Regions from separate parts of the Homo sapiens genome. Here region 2 is linked to region 1. The links are chromatin loops, found by intact Hi-C in ENCODE. Cell type or tissue: heart right ventricle. All regions are shown on one strand.

Region 1 (2,500 bases):
TAATTATAAAGAAATGTTGAAATTTCTCTTTACCATTTTTAAAAGTCCCACACCTTCTATGCAATCCACTATAGTACTTCTTGGGTAGGCAGGAGGTTTCCAGTACTATGGGGGCTGGAGATGGAGGAAGTGAATGACAACTTTACACCATCATGTAACTTAACATCTTATTAGGAATTCCTATCTCTCACTAAAAGACAGACCTGAAATTATAGAAAAAAATAGTAAAACTGAAAAAAGCTAACGGCCTAAACTCCTAATTATTAGGTAAGTTATTTAATAAAATAATTAAAACCTGTGGGCTCAAAATGACTACAGATAAAACTTCTGAAAATTCTATGTCCATGTAGACAACAAGGTGATGTAAAATAAAATGTCATTTTTATAGTCTTCTTTTCCCTGTATTTTAACTTTAAAAGTAAATATCACTGATTAACCTGTAACTTTTGCATTTAATCCACAAAATTTTTACTGAACGAAAAAGTAATTTACAAGAACATTGAATAAAAAAGTCATATTGATAATAATGTTTGCAAATCCATTTTTTTCTTTAATTGATCTTCTAAATGCTAAGAGAGATTTTCATCAAGATTGCTTGATTATCCATTTTTCCCTCATAATTAAAAATTTAAAAATTGGGAGTCTTCTTTTCTTGGTTTGATTGTAAATTTAATTTGAGGTCTGATAATACTGCCATAGTTCCAATGCCAAGCAAATTTTTCAAATGTTTCACTGCATTTCAGCATATATTTGCTATATGATTGCCAGATTCAGCAGCACAACACAAAACAAAAACAAAAACAAAACAAGATGCCCATATTAAATTTGAATATCAGATAAGCAATAAATAATGTTTAAATGAAAGTATGTCCAAAATTATTTGTTCTTTATCTGAAAATCAAATTTAACTGGAAATCTTGAATTTTATTGGTAAATCCTCTAGTGAAATGAAGTTGAATGGAGGGGAAAAAAAAGTGTAGCTTTGGGAAGGAAATAGTGGCCACCAGAGGGCAAGCTAAAAAGATGATTGTCTGTGGGTGGAAAATTGAAGGTTGTAGGGCATCTGGGTTAGATTTGACAGAACAGGGGAAAATACCTGACAGGATTAAAATGCTTATGCTGTCAACTTGATACTTTTTCTTGGAAATTTGGGACAATGTATGTCACAAACATATACCCCTCTAACTGTAGTCTTAGACTTTCTGGTCAGCATAGCATAGTCCCAGTCTGTCTGAAAAATTCAGATAGAATAGAAAGTCATATACTTATTGAGTTTGGACCAAATGGATTTTACAGTTCTAGAACTCTAAAATAAGAGAGAATCACCATTATAAATAGATAAGAAGAGGACCATGTATTTTGCCTATGTTTATAGGCAGGAGTTACTACTTTTTTCAAAATTATGTTTTACCCTTCCTTCTATTCCCCTTCTTTCTCTTTGGGCTATAACTGGTGCCTGAAATCCTATTAACTTGGCTTAAATTTTTGATCATTATTAAAATGTCAGTACCTTAAGGTGCTCGAATTTGTTCAAGGCAATGGTGAGCCAAGTTGGTGGGTTATTACAGTGAAATTCAACCCTCGCTACAGGTTTGAATTCTCTGGCCACTATTTATAAAAATGACTATGTCCTGAATCCATGTTCAGAGACTTAATTCAGTTTTTCTAAATAGTGCCAAACATCAAATATTTTTTTAAAGTTCAGCAGGTAATTTTTATACGTAGTCAGGATTGAGTATTAGTTTGTCACAGCATTGGATGGAGTACTTGTGGGCATCAGAGTAAAAGCATCAGACTAAAATTCTTTGGTGGTGTCAAAAGACTGAGTATGATTGAGCTAAGCAGTTCTCCAGACAAATACACACAAAAAAACAAGTTTGGTTGAAGTTTTTGGTATCCCAACAGGGAGATCCCTAGTGTTTTCTGCTCTAGAAAGGATTTATCTTAATTAAAGTTGTTCTTTGCCTTGGATAGATCTTTACCACACCTGGTAGCACACTCTTGAGAGGATAAATCCTTCGTTCCATTCCAAATGTCTTTAGAAAGATCCGTTTTCTAATGAGCCAGCTGACAACTCATCCATTCACATATTTTTGCGTACAACTTTCACATGGATTTAAGACTCAAAGTGGACGTTGTCAGTTTATTCTCTATAAGTTTAATTTCCTAGGGAACATGTGTTCTATTTTATTGAATGAATCCTTAGTGGATAAGGAGAAGGATTTTGAGGCGATTTTAACACGGATTAGTGGAGGGGAGGAGTGAAGGCTTTTACTTAAAAATTACAAGTAATTTGTCATGGTGTTAGGGAATTTGACTTGTTAGACCCTATCTCATGGAGAATCACATCATTTTATTATGTTTTTAAAAATACTAAACCAACCTGCATCTCTAGGATAAGTACAGCTTCATCATTATACATGATTTTATATATACATATGTGTGTGATATGTATTTTATATATACATATGTATACATATATATATATATATAGAGAGAG
Region 2 (2,500 bases), 280 kb before region 1:
ATAGCATTTTCAGTGCTAAGAAAGAATCTCTATGTTATATTTTGTTAAAATAATGGCTTTCTAACAAAGCAAATGGTAAAGTACAAAGTTGGAAGATGTCAAGTTAACGAGACTTGCTGCAAAGCCTTGCAGAACGGAGGAGGCTCTGCCTGCTGGCTGTCTCTCCCTCCAACCTCTCTACAATCATGCCTGCTTTGAGGTGTTCTGTTGCAGCAAGCTGCACCTTGGGTCACTCTTTTGGAATATTTTGACTATAGGCTGCGTCACAGGCAGAAAAGGAGTTGATGGAAAATGGACTAAAAAACTGACATGTTTGAATCAGTGCTAGAGGGAACAGATTGTGAATTTTGTTTACAGCATCCAATATTTGGATTTTTTTGTAAATAAAAAAGTTATTTTTTTCTATTGATTTGTGTTTGCTGTCTACAATGTCTGTATTGACTAAAGACCATGTCCTTTGAATCCCAACCCACGTCCTTTAGAAAAGGCAGAGCGGTACATAGAGAAGAGTAGCCTTCAGCCACTTTCTGATTGAAGCACAATAAATGAAAACATCCAGCTGTCAGTCAGCCCATCTCTGACTGGCTCAGTTAGCTCCAAAAGCATCTAGCTAATAGATGCCAACAATTTTTTTGTCTGGGTATCAATTTAGCAGTGTTAAGTGACCAGAAGTCAGAACTGTTTTCCGATATCAGTAGAGACTCATGGCTCTAGTAGGCTGTAGGGCTCTAGTAGCTCTGCGTGAGCCTTGGTCTTCCTGAGTAGCCTTAGGGCTGTGATTTCATCAGTGGTTATATAGATTCTGTTCGAGGCTCTATAGTGTTATTCAGAGTTTTTACGTTGGGGTGAGAGGAATTGGTGGCCAGGAATTGAAAGAGGAAGTATAGAGAAGGAAGAGCAATCAAAAGATCTAGTATGTTCTGTGTGTGTGTGTGTGTGTGTGTGTGTGTGTGTGTGTGTTGGGTGCAAGGAAATCACCCTTTTGTCTAGCATTTAATGTAACCTCACCTATTCAAATTGCTAGGGGGCATACATTTATGTATTAATTAAAATTTTTCTTAGTGTAATTTTGGAGATGGTCTCAATGCTAGTAGTATGAGAATTTGGTAAGCCCAGGCTACTATAGGATATACATGTGGTTGTAAAAACCACTTAAAGTCTTGATCTTGAATAGAATGCATGCTTGACACCGAGTCTGTGAAAGAGCAACTCTTGGCATTGAAAACCAGCTTCCTTCCCGTATACAGTGCATCATAAAAATACAAGGTGGTTATTTGGTTTGATAATGGTATTTGTGTGTCATTTTCTTCTTCCTTTGTTGCAGCCTCTTCATTCTACAGCCAGTTCCTCATATGTCTGTGGTCACCACATAATTATTTTTAAACAATGGTTGAATAAGAGCAGTATATATTAAACTTCTCCTAGGCTTAGATATACCCTGCCATTTCTAGTTGAATTACTAGGCTGCCCCTCCTAGCTGAGCCTGGAGAGAAGTAATCCACCCTTCCTTTCCTTAGTAACCTCATTCCCTAAACTTCTAATTCCTTTAGTAAGAAAAAGAAAGAACAAAATATACCAAAAAAGAAAAATAAATTAATATCATAGTTTTTAAATATAAAGTAGAATAAGGTTTGTTAAAATCAAGTAATTCCAAAATTAAACTCTAATTTTCTTTAAAGGACCAAGTTTGAGATCAACAATATGAACACAGTATCCTTCAGTCTAATAGCAAATACATCACGTAGGACCGAGGGAGGAGAAATGATTTTAAAATGACAGTGGCTTTTACCTAGCATGACTCAGATCTTGGTTTCTAATGCCATTCTCCAATAAAAGGAACTAGAAGTTGAATCTATGTCTGGAGCAGGAAATATATAAGAGAAGCCTGAAGCATCTTGTGGTGCCTTGAGAAAGCATAAAAAAAAGATAAAAATCATAATGATGAGGGTGGCAGGGGTATGTCAAAGGGACATAGGAGCTAACTGAAAGAGCTCCAATAGCCAAAGCTGGAACAATTTAAGCAACAAAATAAATAGTAATGGATTATAACACAACGAGTAAAGTATCCATGCATTCACACTGATATAAATAAATGATTGAATGAACAAATGGAGGGAAAGAAATTTACTGTGCAGGATTCCAAATAATCAATGTAGATATTGGCCCTTCAAGGAGGTGGAGGTTAACTACCCACCTCTTAAGTGTAGGCTGTGCATAGTGACTTATGTCCAAAGATTACAATCTGGAAAAGGGAAAAAGAAGAGTACTGTACCATTGCAAAAACCGAACAAACACTACCTCAGCCAGCTGATCAAGGCCAACATAAGTAGTGACAAGTCATGATGATAGTATGTGCCCTTGTTGTGATGTGATAAGAATGGCACTTCACCTCTGTGGTTTTTTCCTCAACACTCTAAAACCTGCCAAATCTTGAGAACAGCATCATCCAAAACTAAATTGTGGGGCATTCTGTAAAATACTGGACCAGTATTCCTTAAAT

Evidence for each region. A loop is a pair of places that touch in the nucleus more often than their neighbours do. Peaks named below come from ENCODE experiments on the same cell type or tissue, not always from the same donor. Only the 100,000 strongest peaks of a DNase experiment are listed, where the experiment ranks them.
Region 2: it touches region 1 in a loop (2.8-fold over the local background); 17 of 110 quality-filtered maps call a loop at or near these places.

The regions. Positions count from the first base shown.
Region 1 is chr6:81,464,556-81,467,055 of GRCh38, reverse strand. The region is part of intron 4 of LOC105377871 (a long non-coding RNA gene); the gene reads left to right. Among named protein-coding and RNA genes, the nearest start is that of TENT5A, 290 kb to the left of the region's middle. In heart right ventricle, a CTCF peak has its summit at 984 (motif pointing right); no DNase peak of the experiment used is centred here.
Region 2 is chr6:81,743,639-81,746,138 of GRCh38, reverse strand. It overlaps TENT5A (terminal nucleotidyltransferase 5A), which reads left to right. Exons shown (of 3, transcript NM_017633.3): 3 at 1-409. Among named protein-coding and RNA genes, the nearest start is that of TENT5A, 7.8 kb to the left of the region's middle. In heart right ventricle, no CTCF peak of the experiment used is centred here; no DNase peak of the experiment used is centred here; H3K4me3 peaks cover 760 bases; H3K27ac peaks cover 1,443 bases.